4 separate regions of the Homo sapiens genome follow, and all the other regions are linked to region 1. Evidence: chromatin contacts called from ENCODE Hi-C or POLR2A ChIA-PET data. All regions are on one chromosome and are shown on one strand. Each heading gives the region's core, a stretch centred on a gene start or an enhancer-like site at or near the end of the contact. The rest is flanking DNA. Distances are from core to core; before and after follow the strand shown. Region 1 holds the start of AIM2 (absent in melanoma 2). Region 2 overlaps SPTA1 (spectrin alpha, erythrocytic 1). Region 3 holds the start of OR6K3 (olfactory receptor family 6 subfamily K member 3). Region 4 has its middle 11 kb from the start of MNDA.

Region 1 (3,536 bases), core at 484-2,983:
TCCTCAACAGGGAGCTTTCTCTCGTTTACTCAGTAGGTTACCAAATTCATACACTTCACATCTTTTTAATTCTTACATATTGTTCTCTTTGGTGTTCTTTCGCCTTGTGTGATCCACTCATTCATGCATTCACTCATTCAACGAATATTTTCTGAACACCTTCTCTGTGCCTGGCACTGTGTCAGGTGAAGTGGATGCAGTGAGCCAGTGGGCAGAAATCTCTTCCCTCATGTGCCTTACATTTTAGGAGCATGAGGCAGAGAATAAACAAACAAATGACATATACCGTATGTCAGATGATGGTCAGTAACACGTGTGGGAAAAGATAATGTGGGGAAGAGGTAGAGAACATGCTGGTCAGAGAAGCCCCACAGATAAGGTGCTATTTGAGCTGAAAGCTGGCAAAAGTGTAGAAACAAGCCTTGCAGTAGAAAGTGAAGGAGGTCCTGCAGCTCTGGGCTGATTACCTGGGCATGGTTAGGTGCTCTTCCTCTGCTCCTTGAGCATCTTGAGCATGCTTTAATTATAACACTTATCATCATGTCCTATTGTGATTATTAAATCACATGTCTGTTTTCATGACTTGGCAGAGCCGCTCAACATCTGGAACTTTGTCTTACTAACTTTTATATTCTCAGAATCTAATACATCATATTAGATGTTCAGTGCATAATTGTTAATTCAATGAATAAGAAAGGAAAACCTCAAGTAAATTGCTGACTAGAATCAAGCCCTCAAGCTCTGAATTTAGGGTTAGGAGCCTGGGTTAGGAAGAAAGACTGTATATATGCTTTTGAGGCAAGCAGTCAGTGAGGGAATGAGGCATGATTACTTGCAGGTGGCTACAAGCAATAAAAATGCGGTCAAAAAGGTTAGCAGAGGGATTGCCCCACTAGTAGATAGGAACTGTTACAACAGCCTGTGACAATGAAGACAGATTGCAAACTTCCTACTTAGGCACAGATGAGAATGTAACACAGAAGAAACTGGCCGCAACTGGTTAAAGCCAAGATGGTCGAAAACTTGGCTGACTGCTGACCCTTAGCTTCATTATGCCCTTAATATCATAAAACTTCCATGGGGAAATTCCCACTCCCATCATGCACCTGACGCCATGACAGTTCCGGATTAACCATCTTTAGTCAAGAAAAGGGTGGCACCCCGATTCCGGGAATTGCCCGCCCATTTCCCAGAAAACCCCTCCCCTTGATTACAGAGTACTCCATACCTTCATTGTGCTTATTCATATAGTACGTGAACCACATTGCCTGTGACTCAAATCTTTGAGTGCCTGCACTCCTCCCTTGAGGGTGTCGTTGGTTTTGCTCCACAATAAAATGTCTATACTTTCGCTTGGGTCTCATTTTCAGATTCTCTTATGCTTTGAAGACAAGAACCTGCACTGCCCTACTGGCAACACTTTTAGATACCCTCTGAGATCAGTGTGCTTGTTTATACCAGAAAAATGTCATCACCAGGCCCCTTAGTCACAAAGTGTATCAAGAAGTCATCTGCGGTCATTTTTTACAGTTTCTAGGCCACTTTCTGTTTCCAATCAGTGTAGTTCCTATGTGGCATGACTCAGATACAAGTTTCTATAGACATTTTCTTCTGTGGCTGCTAGTGAGAACCCAAACCAGCTCAGCCAATTAGAGCTCCAGTTGTCACTCCTACCCACACTGGGCCTGGGGGTGAAGGGAAGTGTTTATTAGGGGTACATGTGAAGCCGTCCAGAAGTGTCAGAGTCTTTGTAGCTTTGAAAGTCACCTAGGTTATTTGGGCATGCTCTCCTGAGTCCTCTGCTAGTTAAGCTCTCTGAAAAGAAGGTGGCAGACCCGGTTTGCTGATCGCCCCAGGGATCAGGAGGTAAGCACCATAGAGGAGCTGGGTTAGAGACGAGAGACTTAACCGTTTCTCTGCTGAAAAAGACAACTGAGGAAAGGCCAGCCATGCTGTGCACACCTCTGAGAACCTGAACCTGCAAACATGGACATCAGCTCTGAAAGGATGGGTTCATTTCTCTTTTATTCACTTTAGCCATGTCCTCTGGTGTCTCTGAGCTGGTGTTCCTTAAGCTTCGGCTTCCTTTGGGGTTTGTCTATCAGCCTATTTGTAAGGCTGACTTTTATGCCAATAGCAAATACAAGCATTTTTTAAGTTAACAGATATTATGAAGTAAAATGCAAGTTTTTCATTTATAAGGCAACATAACTTCAGAGAAAAAACTGAGTCAATCACATAAAATGTGATTAAAATGTGATTGTTATTATATAAGAGGGTTATAGGAAGATTAGCTTCTTATGGACAAGTAGAAAAGTAGGAATCATCCAAGCTGATTGTCACAGTAGATATTCAACAAAGGTAGTGTCCTTCCTTGCTTTCATCAGTAGGATGGGGGCATTTGGATGGCTTTATCATTGCAAATATTTTTAATGTATTCCTTATTTTGAAAATGGTCCTGATAATAGTTTTAATTTTCACTCATGAACTCTACATGTATAAGTAGAGTTTCTCCAGCGCTTACCAACATATAGGAAAAAACATTATAAGGCCATTAACAGTGATAGTTTAGAATTTATTAACATTGACTCTACTGATGGGGGTATTCAAGCTTCCCTAAAATTCACAATCAGTTATTTTCAGCTCATAAACATCTTTTCCTGTTCTTTGGCTTATTTCTTCCACTTTATATGTTGCTGCTCTGGAAGTCATTAATTGCTAATAATGTCAAACATCTTTTTTATGTTTATTGGATATTTGAGCAAATTGCTCATTCACATCTTTTGCACACTTTTCAAATAGACTGTTGTTTTCTTATTGATACATGGTTCTCCATGTATTCCAAAAGCAAAACCTCTATTAGCTCTCTCTCTCTCTCTCTCTCTCTATATATATATATATAGCAGGTATAGCCATATATATATGTGTGTGTGTGTGTGTGTGTGTGTGTGTGTGTGTGTGTGTATTGCAGGTATCTGCCCAGTTTTTGCCTTGTATAATCACTTTGTTTAGTGTGTGTGTGTGCACGGATGTGTGTGTTTCCTACAAAGAAATTGAGAATATGCATGCAATCACATTTGACAAATTTTTTTTTTCTGGCTTGTCCTTTTTGTGCCTTATTTAAGGAACCTCCTTCTACTTCAATGTATTGAGAAATTCTGTGTTTTATTCAACATCATTACTATTCTATTTAGATAATTAATCCAACCAGATATATATTTTGTGTATGATATAAGAGAAAGGCTGAATATATCATTCCCTGTGTATTGTCATTTGTCTGAACACTTTTTATAGTTGGCCATTCTTTCCTTGTGATTTTTAATGCCACTTTGATTATATACCAAGCTTTAATTTACATGTGGTCCTGTTTCCACACTCTATTTATTAGTTCATTTTTTTCTACGCCACTGCCATACTGATTTAATAATTATACATTTGTAGTAAGTATTGATACCTAGTAGTAGGGATAGTACATCCTGATAAACATATTCAACTTGTTTTGCAGGTTTTTGTCTTTATTTTTTTCATTTAGGTTT
Region 2 (3,536 bases), core at 306-2,805, 430 kb after region 1:
GTGGCAGCTAGGTGGAGGCCAGTAGCCCAGAAGAAATAGCAAATGTCCATACCCAGGATGATCAGGCCAATATCTGAGTATGGTGCATGTTTTTCTTAGCAAGGAATTGAATGAGTTGTTTAACTCTGTTTCAACCCAAAAGTGTACTCTGGAGCTTGTCAGATATACTCAGAGGCTTGGCATTATCATGCAGAGCAAAAAGAAGCTCCTCACATGAAGAATCAAGACCCTTGGGTTTCCTAATTGAGGTTGCCACTAACCAGCAGAGTCACTTAACCACTCTTCCCCACAACTCTCTTATTTTTAAAAAGAAGTATGGTAATGCCAATTGTAACTACCTTAGGGAGTTATGTGGACTAAAAGGTTGATATTATTTTGTAAAGTATGATGACATACTTGTACATCACTGATATCTATTTGAGGAGCTGAATACTGGGACTCAGGATTCTCCTTTTGCTAAGATTCAGGTGTGTCTCTAGGCTGATTATCAGAGCTATTGTACCTCCCCAGGTGACCATACTGGGGGAGACAGCAGAGCGGCTCAGTGAGTCCCATCCAGATGCCACTGAGGACCTGCAGAGACAGAAAATGGAGCTGAATGAGGCCTGGGAAGACCTGCAGGGGCGTACAAAGGATCGTAAGGAGAGCCTAAATGAGGCCCAGAAATTCTACCTGTTCCTCAGCAAGGCCAGGTAGAGTGGGGTGGGTAACTTCCGTGTCTGGCCTCTAAGTAGACTGTCTGGGAGCAGTCTGGGTACAGATGCTGTTCACTGCTGGTTTTGGAGGGCATCACTACGTTTAAGTCTCACCTCTTGCAAGGCATAAAAAATTTCAGGTTTGAAACTAGAAGCAATAAAATACAAAGTTTGAAAGAATATGAAGCCATGTAGGCCAATTAAGTAAGCTTCTATAATGTAGAAGCTTTTTTGTTCTACTGAAGAGACAGTAGTATTCAGTCTTCTACTGTATTCAGTATTCTGTTGAATACAAATAACTATGGTAGAACATAATGAGGCCGAAAACACACATTGTAACAAACAGCAGTGGGAATTCAGAGTTGGGTAGAATAGATGATGCACTGTAGATAAAGTAACATTTTATTACACCTTATCAGTCAAACTTTTAACAGAAGAGAAAACAATTCATGTAGACTGAACTGTGCAAAAAAAGACATAATCATGAGAAAAGAATAAGCATAAGAACATGTTTGGGGAGGGGGTGGTAAGGAGAAGTAGTAAGAGATAAACTTAAAAATAATATTGGGACCAAATTCCAGAGAACTGTGAATATCTTACTAAAGTCTAGACATTATCACAATCCAAAATTCACCTCTCAAACATATACTTTGTGGAACAGTTCCCACGTTTGGCTCTATCGCATCAGTCAGCTGAGAGGAGCATTAGAGTAGAGGGTCCAGGAAGTTGTAGCTCTCAATGCAATGCTTTTCAAGAAAAAAGGAGGCAAATTTTGGCAAATGACTGTAGTTCCTCTTGGAAATCCCCTCCCCAGTTCAGCACTGGAAAGCTATAGTTTTTGACACAGTTTAAATAAATAGCACCCACACCCATTCCAATGGTGCTTCCTTCCCTTTATGAAGCTGTACTCCTCAGTATTTCAGAGTAGTGTTCCCACCCCTGAGCAACATTAACATCTTATTTTACTCCATATGATACTTTTGCTTTCAGTTTTGTTTTTTAATTGCTATTAGTGCCTATGCTCTGTTTTTTGTTTGTTTTTTGTTTTGTTTTGTTTTGTTTTTATCCATTCTTAACCTAAAGTATGAGTTCCTAGAAGGCACAGATATGCCTTTTTCACAATGTTTGGTACTTAGTAAGCACCCAATAAAACTTAGTTGCTTGAATAAATAAATTTACAAAAGAAGAGACCTCTCTTTCCTAGAGCTAAGGGTTCCTGTTGAGCAAACAAGAGTAATGACATTCTTTATGAGATGCTTAATTTATACACCATATATGCTTTAAAGTTAATGCATAGTTAAAATTTGCCTTTTAAGAAGATAGACCTTAGTTTTGCTCGTCTAACTTCCTGACTACTAAAAGGGTAGGGAAATAGACCTTGATTTAATCAACAGTGTGGAGGCCTGTGTGTGTATGTGTATGTTGGCCAAAATATGTGCTAGATTCACTTGAGAATAAAAGTAAGAGGAAAGACATGATTTCTTTGAGACTCTGTAATAAGATGTATCTTCAAACCCTAGAAACCACTTAAAAGGAACAGTAACCAACAGAAGTAATGAAATATATAACAGTCCAGGATTCCAGAGGTCTAGGTTTTATTGAAGATGTCTGCTTTTAGTTATACCACATAGGCAGATTAATTACCTTTTCTAAGGTGACTTCTTTATCTCCATAATGAAAACAAAAAATTCCCGGAATCTCTGCAGGATTACTGCAAGAATTGAAAAAGATAATAAAAGTGAAGAGGCTTTCAAATACAAGGGATTGTTATCATTAGGTGATATAATAAAAACAGCAAACGTAAGATCTGTAAAGCATATAAAGCCAGATAAAAAATGTTATTCTGGAAATGTTTTCTAGAGAATGGAAAACTGTAGGACAAACAGCACTGTAGCAAGTTGCAAGGTTTTCTTGTCAATTCCAATGTGTCTGTTTATCTAGGGATCTGCAGAACTGGATCAGTAGCATTGGTGGCATGGTATCATCACAGGAGCTGGCCGAAGACTTAACTGGCATAGAGATCTTGCTGGAGAGACATCAGGTAAAACTACAAAAGTCACAGCCACTGATCACTTGACCTGAAACCTCTACTAATTTTAAAATTTCCAATGGAGTTGGCCTCACTGATTTCTTCCCCCTTTTTCCCACAGGAGCACCGTGCTGACATGGAGGCAGAGGCTCCCACCTTCCAGGCCTTAGAGGACTTCAGTGCAGAACTTATCGACAGTGGGCACCATGCTAGCCCTGAAATTGAAAAAAAGCTTCAAGCTGTCAAGCTAGAGAGAGATGATTTGGAGAAGGCTTGGGAAAAACGCAAGAAGATCCTAGACCAGTGCCTGGAGTTGCAGGTACAGCAAATTTCCCAATTGTTAAGCAGGTTCAGTAGTCTGTTTCTCCTATGCAATTTCATATGGTCATTACAGGCTCCGTTCACTAGACTTTCCACGTTATAAACACAAAGGGAGCTCATCTCTTAATTACCTAGCATTGTACTATGCTTTCTATACCGATCATTGTCATATTCTCTGCTCTTTCTTGTTAGAAGAGCCAAACAAGATGGTGATCAGTCCTGAGCATGAGGTGGGTTGACTATCATTTGTTGATTGACTGAGGAATTGATTGGCTGATTTTTGTTGAGACTCTACTCTGTGGAGGCTCGGAGTGCCACAAAGATTAGTAAGATAGTTTCCCATTTCTTAAATAGTGAAATTAGACATATAGATAAATTTTACTAGTACAGTGAGATGATTATTAATAAACCAAAATGTACGAGTGCTTTGAGGCTAAAAAACAAGAAGTGATTAAAGCTTTTGGGGGAAGTAAGTGGTTGTGTCACAGGCT
Region 3 (3,536 bases), core at 511-3,010, 360 kb after region 1:
ATTTCCCAGTCACAATGGAGTTATCCACTGAGCTGTGTTCAGAGAAGGACATGAAAAGTAAATCTTAAATTTACAAGCCAGAGAAGTGAGGAACTATCCAGGTAAACTGAGGCTACTAAAACAAAACAAAAAAGCACAACTTTTTAGCACAAAGCAATAATCTATAACTAATACTGAACTTCGTGGCAGATATTTCCATATTTGCTGTGCATATTTAGATATTTAATATTCTTATTTTTTGTATCCAAATATATTCTCTCCTTCTCTCTCACACACACAGACAAACACAGATTGCCTTCTTTAAAACAATGATTTTAGTTTTGCCATACACCGTTTGTATTAAAATCATTAACTTTGTCAAATGCATAGCCCAATAAGTAGTTGGATTACTACAGTTAAAGAGAGAGAGAGAGACTGAGAGAGACAGAGAGGTTAGGGAATTGAAAGTAAATGCTCTTTCATTACATAGACTAACTCTAAGACACAAATCATTAAAATGTTTCCTATTTAAAATTTTGATGAGATTTGTGAAGATATCAGAAAAAAAGTTGAGAAATAAAAAATACAAAATTTAATATACAATGGAGATATTGAAGAATATATTAAATACTACAGGAAATTAAATTAATGTTTTGTAAGATTGCCTGGAAGATATGTCCCAGAATTTAGAGAAGCCACATGAAGAGCCAAATATTACATGCAAAGAGAAAAAGTTATATATGGAGAATGTATTAATAGATATTACAGAGCAAAATATGATTATGAAAATTCTAGAAAAAAAACAAAACAGAGGAAAATAATAAGTAAAATTAAAGGAAAATATTTCTGAGCTTGAGAATACTTGAGTCATGGGATCAAAACAGACTGTTTTATATTATACAAAATCATTGGAAATACAATGTGGCCTGTTGACATTTTTGAATTAAAAAAAACCTACAAGTTAGACAACCAAAATAGGCTCCCAAATCGTAAGAAGAAAAGTTAGACAAAACTCAGAAAGCACGTCTTCCTATTTGAGAACTTGATACATATTTCCAGAAGAAGATGACATGATAAAAGTAATTAACTTTGAAAAAAATGAGAACTTTGCAATTTCAACAGATCAGTGGATGAAGCACAGATATAAATAATACTCTTGTAGAAAAGATGAGATATTGATCTTCAATAAAGAAGTCAGCAGAACCAGTGTGAGTTGTTCAAGGTAGGAAAGACCCATACACACTCACGACATGAGAAAAACAAAAAAAGACATGGTTTCCTCACTTTCTTCAGTATTGGCACTAAATCCCCAGTGCCATGTTTATTATGAAATGGCCTTATTTTCTGTAAAATAGCTTTTCAAGATGATCTTCTGGTGTCAGTATATTCCTTCCAGGCTTTCCAAATCTGTGTGTTCATATAAGAAGGCCAGGATCATGTCAAAACTACCCTTTGCATAGTACACTGGTACACTCAAGAACAGCTGAGACAATCATGAAAGTGCTAGAGAAGGAAGCTTACAAATTTGGGAAGATGAGTACAATCAGGAAAAATATATATATTTATTGACAACTTCGATCTGAAAATCTAACAAAAGGAGAGTAAGAGGGGAAACTTTCTGTTAATTAACCCCATGAGAGAAGGTGATTCACTTCAGTGCAGTGGAGGGGAAGAATCCTCCACAGAGCCCAGTTCCCTTTCCTGTTATTCCCTGGATGCCCTATGGAGAGACTATAAATCCCTTTTTGAAAAGGCTGAAGTAATATTAAGGATGCAGTGACCCAGGCAGACTGAGGAGTCCCTGTGTTTTTGGCAAAGGTGAGTGTAGATGACTAAGTCATAAAGAGACCGAATTCATTCACCATGCATAATCATCATCATCATCATCATCTCATAACCTGAAGACCTGATTATTAAAGAATTTAGAACTTTGAATAAGGGTGGAAGGCAAAGGTATTTACAGGAGGAAGCTCTGTTCAGTGTGGTTCTGGGCATGGGTATATATGAAACAGCATGCCACATTTATAATGCCATTTTCTGAGAGATCATCTAGTCAAGACTTGATTGAGGCTCTCATTAGAACTGAATTGTCATAGTTCCCTTTTCAAACAGTCCCCAATTTTCTTTGTTCACTTACTCATGGCTGTCTTGTGCACTTAGTTATAATTGTACCAAGTGGCTGAGTTCCAAGTTAATTTATTTGATACCTACCGTCTCTACATATTAACCCTGTTGTAGTCACTATGAGGGATAAAAGACATTCACTGTCCTGAAGGAGAAACCTATAGTCTAGAGAAGGTAAAACAAGTAAGTTGATGATGGATCCTGACAAACGCTTCAATAAAGCATAATGGCATTCAACACTTCCAAGTGTTTCCTATATTCCTAACACTAAGGTTTTAAAATACATTTACATGTATTGGTAGAGGCAGTCAACTGTATGTAGGTTAGAATGTGTCTCTAGAGATACAGTGCATAGATTTAAATTCTGACTTTGCCCTGCATTAGCCGAGAATTTCTGGACAAAGAACTTAACCTGTCTGTGCCTAAGTTTTCTCCTCTGTAAAATGGGGATAATCATTTCACCTCATTAGAGCATTAAGAGCATGAGGTGAAAAATATATACAATGTGCTTGGAATAGTGCCAGCATTAGTGACGTAATAATACCGTATACTATACTGTACAATTCTATTGTTATTATAAAATGTTTAGTTATTCTCAGGACTTCATTAACCAGTATTAATATTTTCTCAGTTTTACAAATGAGATATTAAAGGCATAGAGAAGCTAAGTAACTTCATGTTAAGTCACAGAGCTGGTAAGCCATAAAGAGAATTTAAATGCTAGCAATTTTTTTTCTGGCATCTAGACTTTTAACCAGCAGTATATATTGCTTTTGTGTGAGGAGAGGGGGCAGAGGAGGGAGAGATATGTTACTTTAAAGTCAGAGGAAGTAGCACAAACAGGAGAGAACTGTGATTTTAGAAAGCAACATGAACAATGGGATTGCAGGGGAGAGAGGAGTCGGAGAATGTTAGCAGGTGAAGCTACAGAGAGTTAAGAGTCAGATAGTTGGTGTGAAGCTTATGAAAGAGAGATTGGTTAGAGAAAAACATTTAGAAGTATTAATAGTTTAAATCCTGTAAGCGGATGAGATCACTAAGGGAGTGTATAAAACTATAAGAGGTTGAAGTGGATGATAGGAACCTGGGGAAAATAGACTCTTGGGAAAGAATTTAAGAAAGACAACACAAGCTAATATAAGAGAGAAGAGGCAGAATAAGAAAGAAAATATAAATAAAATAAATAAAACAGAAGCAAAAGTCAAAGCTAGAACTGCCTTTAAAGCTATCTGGGCGTCACGTCCCTTGAGAATGGAATCGTGGAAACAGAGGAACAAAGTCTCAAGCAGGAGTAATGAAAAGTGTCGAGTGCCAGAGATGACTGGATAGTTTCCATTAGTAATTAGCAGGGCATTGATGAACGTGATCAGTATAGTATCAGCATAATGCTCGGGAGGAAGCACACAGCAGTGTTAAAGGAGAACAAGAAATGC
Region 4 (3,536 bases), core at 752-3,251, 260 kb after region 1:
CCAACACTCAGAAGCAATTAAATGTCCTTCAGCAGGTGAGTGGATCAATAAACTGTGGTATATCCAGACAGTGGAATACTATTCAACCCTAGAAGAAATGAGACATTAAGCCATAAGAAGATATGGAGAAACCTTATTAAATGAAAGAAGCTAATCTGAAAAGGATACTTACTGTATAATTCTAAAATGACAAAAGTATAGAAAGAATAAAATCAGTGGTTGCCATGGGGTTGTGAGAAGAAAAGGAGTTAATAGAGAACAGTATTTTTTAGGGCAGCGAAACTACTCTATATGATACTATAATGGTGGATACATGTCATTTTTCATTTGTGTAAATGTATTGAATGTGTGATAGCAAGAGTGAACCTTAATATAAATTGCAGACTGGGTAGTAAAAGTGTGTCAGTATTGGACACATGTTCATTGATTGTAACAAATGTACCCCTCTGGTGGGGTATGTTGATGATGAGGGAGGTAGTGCATGTGTGGGGTGAGGGGCATATAGAAACTGTAATTTCCATTCAATTTTGCTGTAAATCTAAAACTGCTCTGAAAAACAAAGTATATTAAACAAAAAAGAAGATGTTTTGGAATTTAAAGATAACAAGATTTCTTTGCCATAAAACATCCAGGAAGACTAGAGCTTGTAAGCAGCCCTGTTAGTGAGATCAAAAGTGATCGCCCTGTGATAGGATTTTAGTAGTCTGGCTACTGCTAAAAGTAGACAGGAACTTGTATTCATTGAACTTCTTCTCTATGCCAGACTTTAATCACAGTTCTTTTTCATATCCCCTGATTCTTCCCAATAACTTCTGAAGGCTGGTATGCATACGTTGAAACATTTTATTATCTCTAGCTGGGTTTTTTTTCCAGGCCATGGCCAAAACAGCACCGAGGTCTCCTTGCCCTTGTTGGAAATGAAGTTTATATCCTCAAAGAGAATTGACTCTAGGGAAGTTTCAGAAGTGGCTTTGTCCACTTTTAAGCAGTTTGGTCTATAAGTAATTGCAGGACTTCTGAAGGGGCACTCTTACTCCACACAAATAAAAACTGTTTGGGATTTTAGCCCTTTGTTGAACTTCTTAATGGAATGATATACTTATGGATTTAGGAGTCATGTCTTTGTGTTCTATTAGGCATGATATGTGTAACTATGATGCTAACAATAATAGGAATCAACAAATTTGGATTTTATTTCTTACGCACCTACTATATGCCAACTTAAATTATCTTACTTAATTCTTCCAACAACCTTACAATTAAGTATTATTTTCAGTTTTGCAAATGAGGCAAAAAAGGGTTAGCTACATTGCCCTACAATTTACAATGATGATTTATGGAATTGGAATTAAAACTCAAAGTTGTTGGGAATAGTCCCCAAAATCTGGCCATAAACTGGCCCCCAAACTGGCCATAAACAAAATCTCTGCAGCACTGTGACATGCTCATGATGGCCTTGACGCCCACGCTGGAAGGTTGTTGGTTTACCGGAATGAGGGCAAGGAACACCTGTTCCACCCAGGGAGGAAAACTGCTTAAGGAGTTCTTAAGCCACAAACAATAGCATGAGTGATCTGTGCCTTAAGGACATGTTCATGCTACAGATAACTAGCCAGAGCCCATCCCTTTATTTCAGCCAATCCCTTTATTTCCCATAAGGAATATTTTTAGCAAATCTTATGACTGGCTTGCTGTCAATAAATATGTGGGTAAATCTCTGTTCATGGCTGTCAGCTCTGAAGGCTGTGAGACCCCTGATTTCCCATTCCACACTCTATATTTCTGTGTGTGTGTCTTTAATTCCTCTAGTGCTGCTGGGTTAGGGTCTCCCTGACCGAGCTGAACTCGGCGCAAAGTTTTTTGACTGTATGTTCTATTATAAACAACACTGAAAATTGTGCTTGTGGTTTTGTCTTTTAGTAGTGTCTGAGAGTGAGTCATGAGAAACAGTACTATGTATATGTGGATGGGTGTGCAGATAAGCTGAGATGTGCAGACAGGCAGATAAGCTGACTGCTTTTTTTTCCTAAAAAGGAAATGACACTTTAAAAAATGCTCTGAAAGAACAAACAAGTATGGCAACACCTTTTTTTGGAACTCCCGTGGTATACATTCCTCTTTTTGTGTGTGGGATTGTTTTGTTTTCCTTTAAAGAAGGAGTCAAGCAACTAACTTGACCTGCTTCTCTTGATGCTTTTACCCTGGTATCAAAATGAAAAACATCATTTATCATAGTTCAAAAAAAACTTTAAAATGTATGAAGGTCAAGGAATGTGTGTGACCCACTTTGTGCAAGAGCTGGTTAGTAGCAGAGCCTGGATTAAAAGTCAGGCCTCCTGACTTCCAATCTACATCTCCACAGTGACTCCTGTGAATGTAGGAAATGATGCCCTTCTGTGTGGTTCAGGCAAAGCCTCCTAATCAGGCCTGGGGAAGGGACTCCTAGCTGGACTGTATTTTAGAGCTATTTCTTTGACATCCTGATCTACATTCCCATGTTCCCAATTAGCATTAATTGAGCGAGAAAGAGGAGAAAACTGGAGCCTCCCCAAAGCTCCCTGCTCCACAACTCATGGAGGGGGTGGTCTCTGAAGAGAAAATGTTGATAATTACAGAAGTTGTGGCTGTGAATCATTGAGCTGGCACCAGCTCCCTCCTGGGAACTGTTCCCTTGCTTCTCCCCCAGCTTCCCCAGCTCAATTAAGCAGCTTGTTTTCCTTCTCCTTAGCAAAACTTGTTAGCACTTTGTTCTATTCCCCTGAGTTGCTTAGGAGAAAAGTTTTGTGGGAGGATTTGCCTCATTGGATAAGTCTAGCTCTCATGTTCTTTATGAGATACTGAGGTACCCATGTCCTCCAAATAGGCCATGTATAACAGTGGTAGTTCAGCAATGGGTCCAAGGCTCCACTGTTTGGCTAAAGGGAAGAGGAAGCAAAAAATCTAGACTGGGTAAGGATAGGGAAGTTCAATGCAACTGCCTCAGATCAAACTGATAAGGAAATGTTTAAGACCTGTTTTGTACACATTGCTCAAAGATTCCCAGGCGCATTGCATATTGTTGGGCCTCTGAGCAGAGGTACCCATGCCTTCTGATCTCTCCTCTCCATGTACAGAATTTGTACAGACTCTACACATTGCTACAGCTTTTCAGAGCTCATCAAGCTCTTTCATATTTTAGAGTGCCTCCCCACTCAAGCAAGCTCCTACTTCTTGAGCATGAGCTTACTCTGTTCCTGGCTTATTCAGAACAGAGACTGACTACATCAATAGGGGGATTTCTAACCCTTCTCATTAAGATCAGGTGAAGTGACACTGAAAATTGACCCTTTTTTAAATCCCATTCAGACCAACCCTCAGCAAGTTAATTTAATACCTATTTGTTGACCACTGCCAACGTTAGTAGAATACCAGTAAAACTATTGAGTGACCACTAAGGTGGCTATATAAATGTATAAAGGAAACTGAGGCTCAGAAAGGCTATGTGTCTAGTCCAGTATGACAGAAAAGAAATCATGAGTCTGGTGTTCATGCATAGG

What was found. Hi-C counts contacts between places; a loop is a spot of excess contacts on that map. ChIA-PET counts read pairs that join two places held with the same protein, here RNA polymerase II (POLR2A). Pooled maps may share reads with other maps.
Region 2: a map with no recorded cell type shows a loop between it and region 1 (2.7-fold over the local background). The contact joins the enhancer-like site here to the promoter of AIM2 in region 1. A Hi-C loop is called at or near these places in 1 of 168 maps with a recorded cell type or tissue (OCI-LY7), 14 of 37 single-sample maps with no recorded cell type and 9 of 50 pooled maps.
Region 3: a map of Calu3 shows a loop between it and region 1 (2.0-fold over the local background). The contact joins the promoter of OR6K3 here to the promoter of AIM2 in region 1. A Hi-C loop is called at or near these places in 1 of 168 maps with a recorded cell type or tissue (Calu3), 1 of 37 single-sample maps with no recorded cell type and 8 of 50 pooled maps. POLR2A ChIA-PET finds 5 or more read pairs at or near these places in 1 of 52 experiments (activated CD4-positive, alpha-beta T cell).
Region 4: a loop to region 1 is called in a map of K562, with 2.7 times the contacts of the local background. The contact joins the enhancer-like site here to the promoter of AIM2 in region 1. A Hi-C loop is called at or near these places in 4 of 168 maps with a recorded cell type or tissue (CD14-positive monocyte, K562 and naive thymus-derived CD4-positive, alpha-beta T cell), 1 of 37 single-sample maps with no recorded cell type and 15 of 50 pooled maps. POLR2A ChIA-PET finds 5 or more read pairs at or near these places in 4 of 52 experiments (A673, activated CD4-positive, alpha-beta memory T cell and activated naive CD4-positive, alpha-beta T cell).

The regions. Positions count from the first base shown.
Region 1 is chr1:159,074,963-159,078,498 of GRCh38, reverse strand. It overlaps AIM2 (absent in melanoma 2), which reads left to right and starts at 1,733. Exons shown (of 6, transcript NM_004833.3): 1 at 1,733-1,866. RefSeq lists an enhancer at 992-1,291.
Region 2 is chr1:158,644,695-158,648,230 of GRCh38, reverse strand. SPTA1 (spectrin alpha, erythrocytic 1) reads left to right here. Exons shown (of 52, transcript NM_003126.4): 27 at 511-692; 28 at 2,637-2,736; 29 at 2,846-3,043. Among named protein-coding and RNA genes, the nearest start is that of SPTA1, 40 kb to the left of the region's middle. Within about 2 kb of position 1,555, at least 2 of the 41 ENCODE cell types and tissues checked have a DNase peak (open chromatin) inside an H3K27ac peak, as active enhancers do.
Region 3 is chr1:158,718,944-158,722,479 of GRCh38, reverse strand. It overlaps OR6K3 (olfactory receptor family 6 subfamily K member 3), which reads left to right and starts at 1,760. Exons shown (of 2, transcript NM_001005327.3): 1 at 1,760-1,797.
Region 4 is chr1:158,818,181-158,821,716 of GRCh38, reverse strand. It overlaps a transcript of OR6N1 not described here. Among named protein-coding and RNA genes, the nearest start is that of MNDA, 11 kb to the left of the region's middle. Within about 2 kb of position 2,001, at least 5 of the 41 ENCODE cell types and tissues checked have a DNase peak (open chromatin) inside an H3K27ac peak, as active enhancers do; they include CD14-positive monocyte, where a contact is called at or near this core.